2 separate regions of the Homo sapiens genome follow, and region 1 is linked to region 2. A link is a loop called in an ENCODE intact Hi-C map of the cell type or tissue named here. Cell type or tissue: IMR-90. All regions are shown on one strand. Each heading gives the region's core, and the rest is flanking DNA. Links, peaks and the distances in the headings are about the cores only.

What was found. Peaks named below come from ENCODE experiments on the same cell type or tissue, not always from the same donor. Only the 100,000 strongest peaks of a DNase experiment are listed, where the experiment ranks them.
Region 1: it touches region 2 in a loop (2.6-fold over the local background); 2 of 110 quality-filtered maps call a loop at or near these places.

The regions. Positions count from the first base shown.
Region 1 is chr18:9,587,428-9,598,682 of GRCh38, forward strand. It overlaps PPP4R1 (protein phosphatase 4 regulatory subunit 1), which reads right to left. Exons shown (of 20, transcript NM_001042388.3): 3 at 7,591-7,726; 4 at 6,341-6,447; 5 at 1,284-1,426; 6 at 662-808. Among named protein-coding and RNA genes, the nearest start is that of PPP4R1, 22 kb to the right of the region's middle. In IMR-90, for the core only: no CTCF peak of the experiment used is centred there; no DNase peak of the experiment used is centred there; H3K4me3 peaks cover 523 bases; H3K27ac peaks cover 551 bases.
Region 2 is chr18:9,920,260-9,931,514 of GRCh38, forward strand. The region is part of intron 1 of VAPA (VAMP associated protein A); the gene reads left to right. It also overlaps the pseudogene RNA5SP450. Among named protein-coding and RNA genes, the nearest start is that of VAPA, 12 kb to the left of the region's middle. RefSeq lists a silencer at 6,253-6,547. In IMR-90, for the core only: no CTCF peak of the experiment used is centred there; a DNase peak (open chromatin) is centred at 5,312.

The DNA of each region.
Region 1 (11,255 bases), core at 1,333-9,332, 330 kb before region 2:
AGTCTTGTTCTGTCAACCTGGCTGGAATGCAGTGGAATGACCTCGGCTCACTGTAACCTCTGTCTCCCAGGTTCAAATGATTCTCGTGCCTCAGCCTCCAGAGTAGCTGGGATTACAAGCATGTGCCACCACACCTGGCTAATTTTTTTTGTATTTTTAGTAGAGATGGGGTTTTGCCATGTTGGCCAGGCTGATCTCAAACCCCTGGTCTCAAGTGATCCTCCCACCTTGGCCTCCCAAAGTGCTGGGATTACAGGCATGAGCCACTGCACCCAGCCCAGCCTAATTTTTTTTTTTTTCCTTGAGGCGGAGTCTTGCTCTGTCGCCCAGGCTGAAGTGCAGTGGCCTGATCTTGGCTCACTACAACCTCCACCTCCTCCCAGGTTCAAGTGATTCTCCTGCCTCAGCCTCCCAAGTAACAGGGACTACAGGCGCACACCACCATGCCTGGCTAATTTTTGTATTTTTTTGGCAGAGCCAGGTGTCACCATATTGCCCAGGCTGGTCTCCAACTCCTGACCTCAAGTGATCCACCCACCTCGGCCTCCCAAAGTGCTGGAATTACAGGCATGAGCCACCGTGCCTAACCCCGGCCTGACTTTTAATAAGCACCTCTTATCAGCCACATTTTGCATAAGTGGAAAAATGGCATTTGACTTACAGCCACAGCTTCTGTTTTCACATCATCATTGCTATCTGGGGCTGTCAGCTCTATGAGGACAGGGCACACTTTGGTCTCCACATCAAATCGTTCAATGAGCTCCTGCTCCAACAGAGCCAGCAAAGCTGCCTGACTTGTTTTCCTCACCTAGGAGAAAAATAACAACACAAAGAAAGTACATATGCAACATGACAAAATTCTATCACTTGATTTTTATAAACAAAGATTTCTCATCTCAAAGGGACCCATAACTGGCAAAACTCCGCAAATAAATATTTGTGTTTATTTTCTTCAACTATTACAAAGACTACAGAACTTCGTAGATTGTGCTGTAACAGAGGAAGTGGACAGAGCCATCCTGGTAAAAGATGCCTCACAAAGTAACAAACCTTTTAAGGGACCGCTAGGAGGTTACCAAGTGAGAGTGCAGTTACTAGGCATTGTCCATAATGGCATTAAAGGGATCTACTAGATTTGTCAGACTCTAAACACATCTTGTCTAAGATAAATATTCATTTTTGAAAAACAGTAAAACATTCCAAAGAGAACACTTAGGCTCGGCTATTCTCCATATATTACACTACGTAAATTTCTTTTAAGAACATATAAATGGTACTCTTACCTGATTATTCTGATCTGCAAGGTATCTAACCACAATAGGTAGTAAGAATTTTGAAAAAGCATATGGTATTGAAGGCCGGTTTTCTTGACAAAACAGTGCGATGTGAGGCACCTGTTCCATCAGCTCCGCTCTCACAGTTGGTTCTATTGAAATAACGGCAATGTGAGCAAACATGTTCTCCTGCAGCAACAAAACCTTTATCTGTTCTTGAGGGTACTTAGGAAGGCTATGGACTTTCATCTTCAAAATATAAAGGACTTGAGACAACATCCTTTAATTCTGCATTCCTTTTCAGAATCATACACAGATCAATCCCATGAGTGAAAGGAGGACCTTATCTTCAATCCAAGCTTCTGTTGTTCACAGTATGCACTGAGTATCTAACCATTTCTTAACAATAAATAAATTTATTCATCACCTACACTGTGCCACACTGTGCTAGGGGTTAAATATCCTATCTGATATTTACATCAATACTCTGACACATACATAGTATTATCCATAAATTCCACTATTTAAGAACCTACTAGGACAAGTCATAAAAACTAGTTCCTAATCTCAACTTAGTCAATAAATGAAAGATATATAATTAGACTTAACTAAGACTAAAAATGGGTAAATGAAAATTAAAGATGACAAATATTTTTTAAACACCTGAAAAGACCCAAGTGCATATGGCAAATTTAAATGTGAGAAATATGGCATTTCAAATTTCTGGGCTTCAAAAAGATGAAATGTCTAAGAAGCAACAGTAGGAAAATCAGCTAGTTAGCACGGAACAAAAGTTCCTACTGCACATCATAAAGATCAAAAGTACTAAAAGATAATATTAAATGTTCAATCTTGAGGTGGGAAGACAAAATCCAAAAATCAACCGTAAGACCAACTAATTATACATTATAAAAACTTTATTATAGGCTGGGTGTGCCTGTAATCCCAGCACTTTGAGAGGCCAAGGCGGGCAGATCACTTGAGGTCAGGAGTTCCAGACCAGCCTGGCCAACATGGTGAACCCTGTCTCTACTAAAAATACAAAAATGAGCCAGGTGTGGTGGTGCATGCCTGTAATCCCAGCTACTCCAGAGGCTGAGACAGTAGAATCACTTGAACACGGGAGGTGGAGGTTGCAGTGAGCCAAGATCGCGCCACTGCACTCCACCCTGGGCAACAGAGCAAGACTCTGTCTCAAAAACAAACAAACAAAAAAACTTTATTATAGATAACAGATACCAATACTCAGTTAAAAGGGAAAACAGCCTGGGAGCAAATTCATGTATAACAGAGTATTAGGAAGTGAACACACTGTTCAAATAAATAATAAGAAAGAAAATAAGGATACAAGTAGGCAATTCATAGAAGACATGCAAGTGACTGAAATACAGACAGACATGATGGATTATCAGTAACAAGTCATTGTATCGGACCTAACTAGAACTCTGATACCCATTATTATTATGCATTAATAAAGCTACATTAAAGTAAATATGTATGAATGTGTCTACTAGGATTTCAGATATCAACAGAGAAATTAACATACCTTTAAGTAGATAATACTGTATTTTACAAAGCTCAGAATCTTATCAACAAACCAATATCTGGAATTTCTATTATACTGTTGTACCATGTGAAGTTGGCCAGATATGAACAAAATAGAGTGTTTCTGTTTTGAAGAAAAACCTAATTTTTAAAAAAGTAAACATACAGGCCTCTGCTTTTCTCATGGATGCTGAATTTTCTAAGTTAACACTGACAATTGCTTATATTTTTGAAGCAAAAGGAGGACACAAGTTATGGTTTCAGTTAAAAATGAAATCAGCAACTTTTCTTTCTTCAAAGCCCCGCTTAGGCAAATAGACTAATGGGGCGGGGCAGGGGAATAAAGCCCAGAAACAGACGCATGCATGTACAGACAACCGATTTATTAAAAGGTGAACTGGGAAAGATGGTCTTCCCAGTTGTGTCAACTGGCTACTCACATTAAAAAAAAAAATGAAACTTGTCCTCCACTTTGTATCACGCACATGAATAAATTCCAGGTGGAATACAGATCTGAATGTCAAGGCAAAAAACAATAAGGCTTCTCTGTGTTAGAGAATACAGGAAAAGATATTTATGACTTTGAGATTGGAAAAAATCTCAAAGAAGACACAAACGGCATGACCCATAAAGGAAAAACACTTCTCTTCTGCAAGAAGCATCACGGAGTGCAAAGAGAAGCCACAGAGTGAAAAAGATATCTTTAATACACATAAATGACATACGGCTCATATGCAGAATGAATTCCTGTAAATCTGTAAGAAAATGACTACCAATTTTTTAAAGGGGGAAGAGACTTAGACATTTCAAAAAAGAAGAAGCCAGGCATGGTGGCTCATGTCTGTAATACCAGCACTTTGGGAGGCTGAGTCAGGTGGATCACTTGAGGTCAGAAGTTCAAGACCAGCCTGGCCAACACGGAGAAATCCCATCTCTACTAAAAATACAAAAATTAGGCAGGCATGGTGGTGCATGCCTGTAATCCCACCACTCGAGAGGCTGAGGCAGAAGAATCACTTGAACCCAGGAGAAGAAGGTTGTAGTGAGCCAAGGTCATGCCACCACACTCCAGCCTGGGTGACAGAGTGAGACTCCATCTCCAAAAAAAAAAAAGATACCCAAATAGCCAGTAAGTGTATAACCAGGTATGAACTTCACTGGTTACTGAGGAAATGCAAATTACAACCACAATGAGATACCACTATACATCCATCCATTCCGGGGGAAAATAAAAGCAGATGGTAAATTTTGGGGAATAAAAAAATCAAGATAAAAGCTAATGAAAGGTAAGGCAGAAGACCGAAAGGTTCTCAGCTGCTTATTTGTCTAAACTAAGGATACATATTTCATTCACTTCAGAGCTATGTTATTATTCAATAGTCTTTATCTTACCCAGCTATCACAATAAGCCCAGTCCTAAAAATTAGAAACCTCAGGGTCAAATCCTCTCTCTTCCTCACTCTATCCAGAGGTTAGCCTTGGAATCCCTCCTAGTACTTCAATTTCTATCCAACAATTCATCCTTATAACAATTAACTGGCTGGTCACGGTGGCTCATGCCTGTAATCTCAGCACTTTGGGAGCTTGAGGCAGGTGGATCACTTGAGGCCAGAAGTTCCAGACCAGCCTGGCCAACATGGTGAAACCCCTTCTCTACTAAAAATACAAAAATTAACTGGGTGTAGTGGCACATGCCTGTAATCCCAGTTATTCGAGAGGCTGAGGCAGGAGAATTGCTTGAACCTGGGAGGCAGGGGTGGTTGCAGTGAGTGGATATCACGCCACTCTGCTCTAGCTTGGGCAACAGAGCGAGACTCTGTCTCAAAAACAAAAACACCCAATTAATTGGTATAGTCTTCCAATCAAGTCTTCTTGTCACCCATCTTTTTCACCATATCAGTTCATACTGCTACACTACACTGTTCTAAATCACAAAAAGGTAAAGTCATCAGCATGGTTTATTATAAACCTTTACAATCTAGCCCTCACCTAACTTACTTAACAGCCTAATTTTTCTAACCTGGAAACTCAGCAGGTTAGTCTCATTGTCAGGTTGGCCTCATTGTTGACCAAAGGGGCCACCATCTTGAACTCCTTTCTCTATCTTTTCCCCTCCTGGGTATGCCCTTTTCCCTCTCTATACCTCATCTATCAAATCCAACTTAAATGTCACTAACTTTCTGAAGCCTGCCCCGATCCTTCCCATTATAATTTATTGTTTATATGTTGGCTGCATTCACTAAACTGTTAACTTGATGACACAAATCCTTGTTCACCTTAATAACTGCTCTAGCATTTAATCTAGAACCTGGTATAGAGTATGTACTGTTTGATGTATACTGAATGAATGGAATTATGTCAATAGAGACATTTACTATGAATTTACCAATGTGAGAACATATTTTAAAATACACACACACACACTTACAAAAAAAAAAAAAACTCTGGAGCTGGTAAACAGGTAAAGGAAAACACAAATCTATCCTTAAAGAGTATCTGTCTCTACTAAAGAACATAACCATAATAGGCTATAACAGTGCCATGAATTTATGTTAAATTGTTATTTAACTTAAATCAAATTAAAAAAATAAGTAAAAATTATGCTTGATGAGACCCCTCCTAAAACCATTCTAGAACAAGCACATACATAAGCAATTATGTACACAAAGGTAGATTATTGCTCAGTTAAGCCTACAAATGTTCTGCCCACCCTGTAAGAATATTAGAAACATTTAAGGCTTATGTAAACATTTAACACATTCCCATTAAAATGAACTGTTCATCAAAAGATGAGCTTGTCTAAAAATTAAAAAATAGGGCTTGCTGAGATGCCAAAAAGTCTGTCAGAGGTAGAAAATATACTTTAATAAAGATAATAGATTTAAGGGAAAAAGTTTTAAGATTTTTGGATGGTTTCTAAAATCAAGTATAAAAATATGTTTAATATTACCTTAAAATAGTTTTATGTGTTAAGTTTTAAGTATATTTTACTACAACAAAAGATATATTTATAAAAACTTTAACATCACCATTTTCTAAGCCTTAAATCAAGTTTACCTCTTTCTTAAGCAGACTTTCTTATCTTCACTTTGGAGATAAACCAGCTTTAGTTTTACAAATGGTTAATCAACATTTTTTTGCAAGTGAGAAACCACACAGAAAGCAAGCTTTCTATAGTTGCCTAAAATAATTTACAGCCTCCTCCATCTCTTTTAATGTATTCAAAATTATTCTATATATTTTTATTAATCCTAAAATATTACTATACATGATGCAAAACAATGTTTTTAGATTTGTTTTGATGAGAAATTTCTAAAATTAAACTAAATGAGCCCACTGTAAAATGTCCAGGTCTCAGTAACAAATTTTACTTTTGTTGTCACTGATGGGTTTGATAATTACTTAGGAAATATTTTAAAGCTATCTCATATCACATTAACTTGTTCATTAGTTTTTAGAAACACAAATTTGATCAAAGAAGCCTTTCTAGAATAGAGTAAATTCACTTTCTCCACATATACCTGAATCATCGGCCAATCTGCTAATTCTTTCCAAAACAGCAATACAATCTCTTTCATCATCGCAGACTTCCCTCAAGGTATCGAGCAAACTCCGGGCCACCATTTGTCTACACAAAAAAAACAAAATTATGTATGTTCAATGGCATCAATAGCTAATATCCAGAATTTTAATTTTTTGAGACAGGGCCTCATTCCTGTTGCCCAGGCCGGAGTGTAATGGTGTGATCACGGCTAACTGCAGCATTGACTTCCCTGGCTCAGGTAATCCTCCCACCTCAGCCTCCTGAGTAGCTGAGACTACAGGCATGCACCACCACACCTGGCTAATTTTTAAATATCTTTAGTAGAGATGCTGTTTCACCATGTTGCCCAGGCTGGTCTCAAACTCCCGGGCTCAAGCAATCCACCTGCCTTGGCCTCCCAAAGTGCTGGGATTACAGGCATGAGTCACTGCACCTGGCCGATATCTAGAATTTTAAAAGACAAAATCTGTATATTTTTTAAGAAAATTTTTTCTTATTACATTATTAAAACATATATTAGGTCTATAATTTCCTAAGTGGCAAACGGCAGTATTGATTTTATTTTAACAAGATGAGACTGAATATTTACAACATTTTTTTTTAATCTTTATCTAACTGATTTGGTAAAAAGTCACCAAAAATTCATTTCAGTTGTCCTTCAATTATCACAATGAAAAAACACACTCATTCATTATACAAAATGTTACCCTTACATATTTTTAGTAGTATGAGTTTTGCATAGCTATACCCAAAAAATCTGAACCAAGACTTTTTGATTTCCCAGAAAAGTGTGATATAGGTGGTCTGGGATCATGGCTGGACAAACACAATGCAGTAGGAAGAGTGCTGGCTCTTGGTCACTGCTGTGTGACCCAATGATCTTGAGCATCACCCGTCATACAGCAGGTATACAACATCATGTGTTGAAGGAATAATGTACTTCCCAATAAGCAATTTATATGAATACCAAAATTATGTCCAGTGGCAGAAAAGCAATGGTAATTAATGGTAATTTTTTTTTTTGCAAAGAAAGCATGTTGTATGCTTACTAGGATCAAAGAATAAACAAGTACAAAACTGCTCATGCTGTGATTATGAATAAAACTTGGTGACTCAGATTGTGCCTGTTAATAATACCTCCTTTAAAGTGGATACTTTCATTTTCCCTACTGAAGTTAATAAAACCACCCTTCCACTTCCACTTTAACAAAAAGAATATGCACATACCTGTTAAATATGTTCTCACTTGCAGCATACTTGTCCAATCTCCCCAGGGGCGTCAACATTTCATCTTGTGAGACAAAGTCCAGGGCTGAAGGTATAATAATCACATCAGACTCTGAGCTGTAGTCATCCACACCAACTATCAGAGACATCAGAAATACTCCTTATAACACTTTGAAACTAAAATGTACCCCTTGCCTGTCTGAAGCAGTACAAATCTGTTTCTGGAATGGTACAAAAAAAAAATCACAAGAGACTCTCAGAATCAATCCAGAAGCCACAAATAACTAAAAGATACCTCCTCTCCTTTTCCTACAGATATGTTCTACTTGGCTCTATAAGCACAAAGTTCTACTTGGCTCTAAAAGCACAAAGGTCAGAGGCTACAGAAACTCAGTATGCAGGAAAGTGACCAGTCTTGAGAACATGTTCAATCAAGACACTAACAACTTGTGAATAGGCACACAAAAAGTCAAGCACCAATATAGTTAGTCCTGCAATGTGGAAGATAAAGCTAATGAAACTGGTATCTAACTTCACTTAATAGAAGAAAGCTAAAAACATTAATATATTTACATTCATTAAACAAATATTTATTAAATACATTTGTGCCAAGTACTAGGGTAGATGCTGGAGAAACAACAATGAAAATACTAATGTTTCTGACTTCAAAGAGCTAATATTCTACAGAAAACAATCTACTTTAAAATGATCATTGTAATAAAAGTATGTATTAATACAAACTAAAAGGCCAGACACCCATTCAAGCTGCAGGAGAAGGAAGAGAAGACCAAGAAAGAATGGCTAAAAACTAACCAAAAGGTAATTATTTCAAAGGAACCAAGCAATGAGTGAAAGTATGATTAAACAGCATCTACTACCAAAGGAGTCAAGGAAGAACTGAAAGGTGCCCACTGAATTTGGTACTTTTGTGCCATGCTGTGTGACAAGGGCAATTTTCCATTGCATGAAAGCCGAGAAGCCAAACCTGACTGAAGAGGTAAAGGAAAATATAATAAAGTGAAGACAATGAATACAAAATATACTTTCCAGAACTGTGGCTGTGATATAGTAAACTGGATTAGATTACTAGCCAGGGCATTCAAGCAAAATAAAGATTATTTATTTTGTTCTGTTCCTAATGTTTAAAAGAAGACAGAGTTGCACATGGTTATATAATGAAAGTAAACAGTCAACAAATAAATATAAATTGAAGTTTTAGCAATAAGAAAATATTACTGATGGAAACACCATGGGGTTGGAAAGGATGCGATCCAGAGGTAAATCAGGGCCTTTCCCAAAGCCCTAAGAGCTTTCCAAGAAATTTTTATTATTATTTCCTGGCACTTCCTATTCTATCCCCTGCATTACTTGATTTACTTTCTCAATAGTGCCTGTCAACATCTGGTACGTATTAGTTGTTTTACTTATAGTCTGTCTCTCTAGAGTAAGTTATTGGCTCCATGAGGACAGAAATTTTTATCCCATACACTGCTTCATCTCCAGGATATTTCCAGGCACAAAGTAAGCATTTAAGTATTTTTGAAACAAATAAATCTGTTCATCACTCACAATGAGATTTTGTCGTTGCTCCTTTAGCTCTTAAGAGAGAAAAAGAAAACCACCTAAGAAACTCCTCCCAAATGTTGCTATATGAGAGACAGAAAAGATTCATCATTTCCTGATGAACTGTTATTGCTGTTAGGGCATTTTAAAATGCTTGTTTTTAAAGTAAATGTGTATATACCATGGGCCCATCTTACAGAACTGACTACTTTAAACAGATAACATTTTTACTCCCAACAGAACATTATCAAAAAGAGAACACAACAGTTCCTTTTGTTAAAATAAAAATAACTTCTGTACTTAAAGAACACTTAAACATGATCTTCCACTTTTGACAAAGGATGGATTAACAGGAACCAACTTAACCCTCACACCTTAAATGGTAAATAAATAAATAAAATGACAGAGCCAGGCATGCTGATAGTGTCTGTAGTCCCAGCTACTTAGGAGGCTGAAGCAGGAGGACTGTTTGAGCACGGGAGGTCGAGGGTGTACTCTTCTATAACTGCATTTGTGAATAGCCACTGCACTCTAGCCCCTGAGAAACACAGTGAGACCCCCATCTCTTAAAAAAAAGATAAAACATACGAAGCCATGGTTTCAGACACTGGACAAAAGACAGTACTGGACAGTGATCTCTGAGAAAGAGAGGACAAATGAAATGAGCCCTATATTCCTCCAGCTAACTTCCTGGAAATAATTTCCAGAGCACTAGGAGGGTCCAAATATAATCCCAGCAGACTCCTGGAGTTGAGGAGACAGAGTTGAGAATTCAGGGAGGCCAAGGCAGCTAGAATTGGCAGAGGGAGAGTATCAGAGAGGAGGGACCTTCACAGAGAAAGAACTTTAGAAAGCTGCAGAAAGTCCCTTTGAGTCTTTAGGTGAGTATTGAAACAGTTTATGTGTGTGAGGAAACTAGTCGGTATTCTGGGAAAAATAATTACCTGAAACGATCAAGTGAACGAATCCTCGATTATCACAAAGGACAAGGACTAGTTTATGTCTCCAACAACAAAAATTTTAAAAATTCTAAAATAAATGAGGCAAAACGCCTAAGAAGTGGCAAATAATTCTCCTGGTTTTGCCTAACAAAGCTTAACAGGCTTCAAAAGAAACAAACTATCTCCAAGAAACTGTGTCACAGAACAAAACTCGAGTATGTAAATGAATATAAAAATAGCTAGCACTCAACAAGGTAAACTCTACAATGTCTAGCATCCAATAAAAAATTACTAGGCACACAAAAGGCAGGAAAATACAAACCATGAGGCAAAAAATTCTACAACAGAAACAGACCCAGGACAAAAAATATAGAATTAGCAGATAAGAACATTGAAAGTTATTTTAACTATATTCCATACATTTAAGAAGGCAGAAAAAAAGAGCATGTTAAGAACAGAGATGGAAGATGATACGAAAGACCTAAATTGATCTTTTAGAGATGAAAAAAAGATATGAAAAATACACGGGATGGGATCAAGAGCAGATTAAACATTATAGAGGAAAAAATGTGTTACCTTGAAGAAAAAGGGTAAGAAAAATATCCTAAATGAAACAGAAAAAATATGGGGGAGGAAGAGAATTAAGCATCAATCAATTGTAGGAAAACTCCAAGCATCCAAATATATGTGCAAATGGAGTCCCCAAAGAAGAATGGGAGATATAAAATATATTTGAAGAAATAATGGACAAAATTTTCCCAAATTTGGTAAAAACTATCAATCTACAGACAGATTCAAGGGGTTCAATGAAACCCATGAGCAAGAAACATGAAGAAAAGTATACCAAGGCACAATATAATCAAATTGCTTAAAGCTAGTGATAAAAACTTTCAGGCAGCCGGAGAAAAACTCATGTTACATAGAGAAAAACAAAAGAATGATAGGAGACTTTTCCATCTAAAATACAAGCCAGAAGACATTAACATCTTTCAAGTACATAAAGAAAAATACCTACAACTCCATACCTAAGAAACAAGACATCTTTCAAATATGAAGCTGAAATAAAGATTTTTTTCAGCCACACAAAAACTGACATCATCAACAGCAGACATGCACTATAGGAAATAATAAAGCAAACCATTCCAGCAAAAGGAAAATTAC
Region 2 (11,255 bases), core at 988-8,987:
TTATATTTACTAGTCAGCAGACATCTCCTTTTCTTTTCTTTCTTTCTTTCATTTTTTTCTTGAGATGGAGTCTCGCTTTGTCACCCATGGTGGTGTGCAGTGGCGCTATCTCGGCTCACTGCAACCTCTGCCTCCCGAGTTCAAGCGATGCTCCTGCCTCAGCCTCCCAAGTAGCTGGGATTACAGGCGTGCACCACCATGCCTGGCTAATTTTTGTATTTTTAGTAGAGACGGGGTTTTGCCCTGTGGGCCAGGCTGGTCTCCCTGACCTCAAGTGATCCACCTGCCTCTGCCTCCCAAAGTGTTGGGATGACAGGCGTGAGCCACTGTGCCCAGCCTCCTTTATTGTCAGCTCTTTACCCTGTCCTCCACACTGCTGCTGGAACTACGCTTTGGAAAAAGGAGGCTGTTACTGTTAGTCCCTTGATTGAAGAACTCTAAATGTTTTCTTACTATGTACTTGAAAAATCCAAAATCCACTGCCTAACTCTCCAGCCTCAGTGTCTATTCTTTTTCTTCTGTCCATAACTTTGGCTATATGAAACCATTTTCCCAAACACTCCAGGCCACTGCAATGCTTTGCACAGGCTCTGCTTAGAATATTGTCCTCCCTCACGTCTGTCAGGCAGCCTCTTATTTCAAGAATCACTTCCTCTTGAGAAGTCGTTGATACTCTACCAGTCCAAGTTGGTCAGAGCCTTCATGCCACTGTTGAAGCTTGTGCTTACCTGTAATAACAGTACTTTCACATTAGATAGTAGTTAGGCTTACATATTCTCCCCTCCCAAACTATACTATGAACTCTGAGTATATACCTGTTAATGTTTGTAGTAACAAGTTCTGGCATCATAAAATGATTGCCCAGTAAGTGTTGATTGAATTAATAAGACTCAGATGATTTCTCCAGTAATTTTTATTTTTTGGTCTTGGATCTTGACTCAGTTGGAGTTTTCACCTGCTTTTGCAGGTAATAGTGCTTTCAAAATTTTGTACTTCCAGAAAAGGGGTGGTAGGCTATTTTGTAAAGAGCTGACTAACCCTAAAGGTAGGTTGTTTGATGTTTGTGTTTTTTTCATTTGTAAAGTAAGAGGTTAGGACTAGGTGATTTCTTGGGTGTTCTGTCTTTAAAAGTTTGTGTGAATATATGACAATTGAGTACAAAAAGAAAATGCTATTTTTCTGTGAAGCAGAAAAATGCATATAAAGAATAGGGAAAACTATACTTTTAATCCTTTAAAAAGATTTCATTGTGTATATTTGAGGTATACATATAACATGATGTTATGGGATACATATAGATAGTAAAATGGTTACTATAGTGAAGCAAATTGACATATGCATCATCTCAACATAGTTTCTTTTTATCTTACCTTTACTGACCATTTAGTGAAATCTTATTTGCCTTTCAGAGGTGGAAGTTGATACAGGATGGATCTTGCTCTCTTTTGATCATAAAGTTAGTTTTGGAAAAAAATTAAATGTGCGAGAGGACTGTTAACTTGCAAATGCTTGTTTACTGGTTTAATTCATTTTATAACTGAAATGTGACTCAAATTAGTTTTAAATTAGTAAGTTTTAAACGTTTGAAAACTTTCAAACATGAGCACCTTATAATATGAACCTCAGTATGCGTTAATTTAGTAAATTAAATTTAAATATAAATTTAATAATTGACATTTTACTATAATCATACGTGTTTATTTATATATTTTTGTTTGCCTCCATGTTTGTATTTTTTTGCAGCGGTCTCACTCTGACACCAGACTGAAGTGCAGTGGTGCTGTTATAGCTCACTGCAGCCTTGAACTCCAGGGCCCAAGCGATCCTTCTGAGTAACTAGGACTACAGGTGCATGCCACTGTGCCCAGCTAATTATTATATGTTTTATTTTTTGTAGAGACAGTCTTGCTATTTTGCCCAGCCAGATCTTGAACTCCTGGCCTCAAGCGATCCTCCTGCCTCAGCCTCCCAAAGTGCTGGAATTACAGGCATGAGCTACCATACCTGGCCTGCCTCAGTATTTTTAAAACAAATCCTGAATGATAGCATAACATTTCATCCCTAGATACTTGAGTTTGCATTTATAACCAAAAAAGGACATTTTCTTTGCATAATCATGATACTGTTAACACGTAATAACATTAACAGTAATTCTTTGATATCCTCTAATATTTAGTCTATTACAAAGAACAAAATCACACTTAAGAGTTTATTAATGAGCAATCTCAATGGCATAGGAAATCAGGTATACCTGGTCTCACAGGAAGAGGCTGTTTATAATCTAGATTCAAGGCCAGCCAATATATATGCTGGTGACTGACCAGTCAAAATTTTGATGGCTCACCTTGAAACACAACTATAAATAGATGGTTATAGGTTTCAGACCTTCAAGGTCATATGGACTGGGAGACAAAACAGTGGCTAATTTGGACCAGTGGCAAGCAGAAGCAACTAATTGAGAGAAAAAAGGCAGAGAAACGTAGGCAGAGAGGTCTTTTGATCCCAGGAATTAGTTTCTCTTGAATACAGCCTCTTCCTGTGATGCCAGTTATACTTCATTTCCTGTGCCATTGAATTGCTTACATCTTTATGATGAACTCTTCAGTATGGGTTTTTTTAATAATAAAATATTCTTTGCTTAAATGAGATTGAATTTGATATTTTCTGAAGCCATATTTGTAACACATTATTCTTTAACATTTCACTTTATAAAAAATAAATTCTGTAATCTGTTATACATATTTCACTTTGTAATTGTTATTCTGTAACACATATTTCACTTTATAAAAAGTCTAAACTAGTGTCTTCAATGCTTATAAAAGAAACCTCCGTATCATTTTTGCTGACTTATGCATCATTAATATACCATAGCATGCTTAGCTGCTTTTCTCTGGTGTTTGGATGTTCTTTATAACTAGTTATCACTAATGTTTGATACTGTTCTGAAAATTCAGATTTAAAGGAGTGAGAAGTTTAGTTACGTATCTTTTAGCTTTTTAAGGAAATGATTAGATTGAATTACCGTTAAAAAGTAGGGATGTTAATTAAAAAAGAATTGTTGCTATGAGAGGACTTTTAAACTTTTAGCATTTTAAGGAAATGATTAGATTGAATTACCGTTAAAAAGTAGGGATGTTAATTAAAAAAGAATTGTTGCTATGAGAGGACTTTTAAACGTATGTTTATAGTATAACTTGACAAATTTCTCATGGGCCTATGTTTTGACAGCTCTTTTGTAGCTGTATGTTTCATGTATGTGTGTATATGTGTGAAGTGTATATGAATATGTATATAATTTTAATTCTTGAATAATATGACATGGAGTGACTGTCATACTTTAAAGACATAGGGTGCCTTTAAATCATACAGTGTTTCCTGTTTAGTTTTTCCTGTGAAAAAATTTTACTTTTTAAAGCCTGTAGGGCCAGAATCTCTTGGTCTTGTTTTCTGAGTACTGTTCCCACTGAGAAAAACCTCACTAACAACAGATCCCCAAAAAATCTGTGGTTCTGAATTTTTTCAGTTTTTTCTTCCAGGATTTTACAAGTAAGAGGATTTATAAGCAAATTAAGCTACTATGGGTACATGTTTAAAAGTCCCTTGTTATATAAAATCAGTGCTAAATTAGAAAATGGAAAAAGTATAGATATTATAAAGCTGTCTATGGCCATACCACCCTGAACGCGCCCCATCTCGTCTGATCTCGGAAGCTAGCAGGGTCTGGTTAGTACTTGGATGGGAGATATTATAAAGCCAATAAAAATTACTCAATCTCACAAAATAACCTCTGTTAACATTTTGATAAACTTTTTATAGCTATGCTGTGTATAATTATATATTTGTATTTTGTATGTTTTTAGTTAAGATTATTGTGATCATTTTTTCATGTTATATTTTCCCCTAGCAAAAACTTTAGATCTAAATAATAAAAAAAAAAGTTTGTTTCAGGTTCTCTGAAAATGTACCTTCTTTTCTATTTCTTTACATCCTACCTGTCTAGAATCCAAAAACTTAAACTTTAGATGTGGACCGCTCGTTTCTATTTTAATCAAGATGTTAAATTATTAGTAAGTAGCATGCACTAATTTCACGTTCATTCTTGAACACTAACATTGTTCTTTTACAAATAATTTACGTATGTGTACATCTTATTGTTCTTTGGAAGTTTAGAGTGGAGGGACATAAAATTGGTATGAAATGTTGCAAATCAAAGTGTTCCACTTCTGTGTTAAGACTATTGTTTATTTTCTCTGCCTTGTTTTCAAGATTATGTCACCAGGATTGTTTAGGTCAGACTGAGCAGTGTATGCATCAGAATACCTTAAAAAGCACTCCTAAAACGTTTAAGGTAGTTTTTTAAGATGAAATGTCAATAAAGCTGTGATGGGTTTAAGATTGAATTATCTCCCATCTTTACCACCGGGTAGAAGACGTTCTTTAAGGTGGTAAGTAAAGTTAATCACAATGTCACATGACATGAGAGAAGCCTTAGAGATCATTTTGCCTACAAATTCTAAAATGAAGCAGGTTAGACTGGGATAGAGAGGGGAAGTGATTTACCCAAGGTCCATCAGCTAGGTAATGGTTTTAGCTGTTAAGCCTCAGATTGAACATACTACATTATGCTTTTTTTTTTTTTAAAGTCATAGTATAACATCAGTAACAAAAATGAGCATCTCCCTTGCCCCAGAAGGCTGCCAAAAGAATGGAAAGAAGTGTTTTCATTTTTTATTTAGGTACGTGTTTATGTAAAGGTGATGGATGAGTATTTATACGACCAGAACAATACTACACTGTATGAAAATGGTGTAAAAGAAGTAAAAGACATGGTCCCTTCCGGTTGGTAACTTTTTCATACTGTAATTTTAGGCTCCCAGAATGGGAATACTGGTTTATAAAAAATGATTACATGACCATATTAAGTGGATTTTGGAGAGTTTTCATGATACATTCTGAAACTGTTGATTGTATAGTATGGATAAACTGATTGTATAATATGATTGTATAATATGTTTGTATAATTGTATAATATGATTGTATAATATGGACAGTGAGGCAATTTCAGTAATTAAAGCCCTTAGAGGCTTAAATAAAATAGTGCAGTCTTGCTTTTCCATTAATCTCAGGATCCATACTTTTATGATGTTAGTGAAATCTTATGAAGAGATATGTTTTAGTGCTTCAATGACTAAGTTTTTAAAAATAGAACTAAGACTCATTTTTTTTCCCAGAAAGTATTACTCTATTTGTACAAAAATATTTATACAAAAATATTTCTTCAGTACCTACTACACCAGGCATTGTGTTAGTTGCTGGGGATACAGCAGCTAACGAAACAAAGACCTATTCATGGAGCTTACATCAAGTCTGATATTTAAATGTGTTTGAAAAAAACATACAGTAAGGGTAAATTCAAGTGACATCATTTAAAAAATTTGTAATAAGAATGTTTTAGGGCTTTCTTGGATGTAAAAATGTAAAATATTTTTTGAGTGCTTGATACTTATTTCAGGAAGTGTTCAGTGTTGACCTGTGTGACCAAGAGAAATACAATATCAATTTAAAAATCTTTTTCATATATTGCTAATTTGACTGCACTTTCATGCTTTATTGTGGCAGAAGTCTACCTGGAATACTTATGAATTAGAAAATAAATACCGTTTGGTTATACGTACAAAATTTATGAGAGTTCAGGCCCTAGAGTCAGACCTGGTTTGACTTCCCACTTTCATTGCTTTGAGTTATATGACCTTGGACTACTGTTTACCTTCTAAGTTGAATCATTTGTAAACTTGGTATATTAAAATGTAATGAAAGTATCTACTTCATGGACTTGTGAGGGTTAAATAACATAGTTCATACAAAGTTATTGATACATGAGTGCCCAATAAACGCTAGCTGTTCCGTTAGTAGATATTCTGTGTACTATATAGTATTAATATATGTTTTGTATATATGATTACCTTAACATGATGCCACAGATACTCAGCAGCATAACCCTTGTGTAACTGGGAAACAGTTTAATCAGTGATACAACTTAATTAGCTAAAACCTGTTAGAAACATTGAAGGTAGTCATCACCTGCATTGCTGTGGCTACATTGTTTGTGTATTTGAGCAGAGCACCCAGCCTTCCTCATTAGTCTGCACTGCATAGCTAAGAATTTACAAAGACCTTGTCAAGAACTGTGAAGGGACTGAAAATTTAGCCTGCTGCAGTTTTGTAGATGTTGGTAGAAGACATGAGATTTCCTGAGTTAGACAGTGGACATCATTGTTCATGGCACTGCAAGTGGAATGGGCTTTATATTTGTGTTGTTTTCCTTGCCCTCCTCAAGTTCCATGGAGGTGACAGAGGTGTTCGGGTAGATGCTACTCACATAGTGAGTTTGCATCATAACTAGAAACCCTGAGCTTAGAGAACCGGAATCTTTCATAGTGGGCTGCACAGAAACCTACCTGACCTTTGTTCCAGTAGAAGACCTTATCTTGATTATATTGGTCAGTGAACAAACCTGCCCCTCTCCTCAGAAGGGAGGTGTTGTCTTCTAAGACAGTTCACTATTTAATACATTCTTGAAAAGATAGCCTGGGTAAAAACCCCCAGGACTACTTCTTGCAAGATGTGCAGAAATGCTAGAGGCCCATGGAGAATTGTCTCCTAAACACACCTCTGAGTAACTAGCCTAAATGGGGGTCACAGAGTTCATAAATTAATGTTCATGTGCATTGTCTGTTTATTCTTAAGTTACATTTTAGAAGTGTTTTCTGTTTTCTGAAATGCTCTGTGTGATATACTACTGCTTATCCCATATTAAAATTTTATTCTCTTAACAGAAAACAAATACTAAAGTTGATATGCATACTGAGATGTTCAGGAGTGACTATATTGGTGTCTTCAGCTTAGTTTGATGTGCATCAAAAATTAAGTGGATGTCTGGACAGGGCAGATAGATATGCTGCAAAGTAAATACAGCAAAATGTTCATCGTAGAATGTGAGTGATGAGTGTATGAGTGTTTATATAATTATCTCAACTTCTTTGTCAAATTTTTCATAATAAAATGTTGGGGGAAAAGCTAGCTGTTCCCCTCCTCCACAATTGATTCTCTTTGCAGCTGAACTCAACTCAGCCTTTCAAGGTAACTTTGTCATCAGTAGTTCACATCAAAATATGGATGAATGATAACAGTTTTTAAGAACTGTTACAGTGGTTCTTTTTTTTTTTTTTTGATAGCTCTTCTTAGCTTAGTGGGATTCCTTTTAAGACTGGGTGGTTTGGAGAATAAAGGTCCCGCTATTTAAAAGGAAGTCATTGTTCTGAATGGTTGAATTTTACACATATGGACTGACTAAAAAGGGTATTTCCTGCTGGAAAAATGTTTTTAGGCAAAGGAGGCAGGCCAGTCTCACTTGACTGACTTTTGGGTGAGCTGCCTTAAAATTTTCTAATATTTTTGACATGTCAGGCTCTAAGTTTTTTTAAAACTTATGTTCAGACTTTTTTACTCAAAGGCCACATTTATGTATGTGTTACATTTCTGTTTGATTGTAAAAATTTGGGACTAGGAGTAGGATTTTGGCTTAATGGCAGTGACAGCTGTAGAGGAGTTGGGACAGAATACTTAGTGGCAGGAAATGGTAGGGCTTCCAAAGAACAACAGCCACATAATTGAAAGGTAGAAGTATTTTAATTGTAGATTTTTTTCAATATAAGAGTGCAAATAAATGTAACGTATGCAGTTTTCTTTTTTCATATGGGATAGTTCATTATAAACAGTGACATATCTCTAATATAAGTTTCTATCAATACTTTTGATTAAAATGGACTAGTTAAAAAATTGTTTCCTAAATGTTAAACTAAGCATTCATATTGGGCAAATGATAGGATTTCCCTGATTTATAGGGATTAAGTTTTAGAAATCCTCTAAACCTATTTATTACATAAATTGCATCAGATGTTCACTTTGTCATCAAAACTGCTTTTCACTGTTTTTTCAATTTTTCAAGGTTATTTCAAGGATCAGTTTTTCTGAAAAAACATTTTTATTGTTTTTCGTAAATAAAAGATATATACAGTTCAAGGAATTATCAAAAGTTAAATACTCATATAATCACCTCCAGGGTTAGAAATAGAACTTGGCTAGCATTCGGCAAAGTGCTCCTTTTACCCTCTCCCAGTTACTTCCACTGCAGGATTAACCATTATCCTGACTTTTATGGTGGCCACTTGTTTCTCTTGATGGTTTAATCACCTAAGGCTTACAAAGGATACATTTTCAATTAGTGAAGCAGATTATTGGTTTAATTCAGGGGTTCTTAACTCTAACTTCATAACTCATTTTTATATTTTGTAATGCTATTGCTATCCTGAAATGAAATGCATATATAAAATGACCAACATATGTAATTAAAAATGTTAAAATATATTTGCCCTAGCTATAACATAAGGGGAAAAAAAGGAAGTAATTTTATAATGGAATGCTCATTTTAAGTGTAAATGTTTGGGCGTGACTACACTAGAAGACATAATGAAGTAGTCAGATACTTGTACCCTACTTAAGTTTGTAGGTACAGTAGTCAGATGTTTGTATCTACTTAAGGTGAGTAAGTTTGGATTTAAGAGAAATAAGAGTTATCCGAGTAGTACTGACAGTTTTCTTAACATTGTTAAAAGGGCAAAATAAGAATATGCCGTTTTAGGGCATATAGGTAGATTCATGTGAATATAGGTAGATTCATGTGAATGTGTTACCTACAGATGCCTGCTGACTAATTCAGATGTGTTGTATTGGTGATTCAGGTATGATGAGTGGCATTGCTATTGTTAGAATAGTCTTCAGTAATAGTGAACTCACCTTTTAACATTTTGAAGAAAAGAGTACACATTTTTCCTGTTCACGTAATAGATGAATACTTGGAAAAGAGGTTTTTCACCAATATGAATTTCTGGAGGAGTATTTGAAAATTCGGTGCAATGGGAACATAGTACTTCATTGTGTGGGTCTGCATTGCAGAATGTCTACCGTCCTGTTTCCTGCCCCCACCCCCTGCTCCTAATGAAAGGAGCAGTTACCACCTAAAGGGTTATGTTTGTAGCACTTTCAGTAAAGAATATAACTTCTCTTTTTTGAAGATCTTAAGGTAGATTTCTTCATCAGGCCTTTTAATCAGCAGCTCCTGGCGGGGTGGGGGTACATGATACAACCCCTCCATCCCTGAACTCAGCTCTCCAACTCATTTTACCTTCCATAAAAGTCAATGTAAAATGTTTTTGAATATTTACCTATGTATGTTTTTATGAGGTGGGATATGGCTTTCGTCAGGTTCTTAAAGGATTCTGTGACTCACAAAAGTGGACCAGATATTTCTTTCCGTGACTTTTTTAAGCTATTAAATCTGGTTATTCCTTTGCTAATGGTCATCAGTACTTGATAATTTTCTATTTTAAACTAGGAAAGGGGCTCAAACTCTTAGCTATCTGCTGGGAGCAACCCTCATTGAGAGGCTAGAGGGATACAATGGAGCAGAAAATCTCAAATTCAGTAGTTAAGTGGGTTTATTATAGATAATTCTACGTTTTACTCGCAAGTTAACATGTCCTGTTAAGAATTTAGTTTTGAATGGGTGAGGTGTATTTCTTTTGATATATTATCATCATCTTTAGATAATTTATATTTTTATGTCTAGAAAGCCCACTATCTGTATTGACAATTTATAATCCCTGGTGGGCAGTATCGTGAAATGTAAATACTATTTCAGAATTCGTACAACTCTTGTAGAGTTTGTTGATGAAAACTGACCCACAGTCATTTTAAAAATCAGTTTAAAAAATTATTTTACCTTAGTTTGGATAATTGGTACTTTTTAAAATTGGGGAGAATTAAATTAATAAAACATTTAATTCTAAAAACTTACATAATTATGTTATGAAAATACATAAATATGTAATTAAAATAATTAGGCATTCACTATGGATTAGGATTGTTCAAAATTAAAATTTTGTGACATGTCTTTTTGTCATGTTACTAAGAAATTGGATCTTTATTTTAATCTGTGATTGCTACTAATGTTAAAGTCCTAGTCAAAATAGTCCTATAACATTTTACATTTTTAAGCGTTTGTAGTAATTATGGGTTTGAGAATGTTAAGAAATGGAATTTGCCTTTAAGACTTCTAGTTTTATCAGTTCAAAACGTATCTCCAGCCAGCCATTTTGTGGATTCATGTAGTGAAATGGACACATTGGAGTTTTCGTCTTTACTCTCATACTAGTTTTATGGTGGAGTTTTTAATCAGATGCTTTTCAAAAAGATAATGGAAGCTCTTGGGGTTGAAGAAGCAGCAAGGGTTGTATGTTGTAAATGGAATGATTAGTTTGACCATATAATGAAACAAGCAGTTCAGAAGATCATACTTTGTCATATGTATGCTTTTTTTTTAAAAAAAAAATGCAGACCTGTTAGTTATATTAAAATGCTTTCTTTTCTATAACTGGTTCTCTGCCTTTCTATGCTTGCTTCTAATTTTCACTCATTTTTATCTCCTTCCTCTCATCCTAGTTCCAAATTTTTATTTATTAGAAAATATTTTACTACTAACAAACTTTAAGCATAGCATAAAATCATTTTGCTTCTTAGGGCTTGAAATAAGTGTCTTTTAATGACTTTGTAAAATTTTAAAAGACATGCTTATTCTTAAGATTGAAATAAAGAAAAGAGAGCCTTTATAATAGTTGTCTTTGATTCCAGCCTTCTAGCTTTTTTAAAAAATACATAACTTTAAACGAATTGTTTTTAGAACGATTTAAAATTACTTTTGGAATACTTAGAACTGTGGTTATTGTTCCCAACTGGAACATGTTTTTATGTTCTTCCTCCAAATTAACAGGTATTTATTTTGTTGTCTAAATTAATCTGCATAATTTTTCTTCAGGCTTTTCTTCAGCAAAATGGATCAGCCTTTTGGGTTCTTTGTTTTGTAATTTTATGTTGTTTGGGTGCAGAACCAAAGCTTAAAAACTTTGTATCTAGAGCATATGGCATAATAAACACTTAACAAATATGTGAATGAATGAATGGATTGAATGAATGAACAAACAAAATTGAGGTGAAGCAAAAGCACTGATGTCATAGGGTGTAGGGTCTTCAGATGTAGAGATTTTTGCAGTTGGCCTAGTAAAATGAACTTGAAGATTGACACTGGTTTGCAGACAACTGGGAAATTCTGTTATTTTCAGCAACGTATTAACAACATA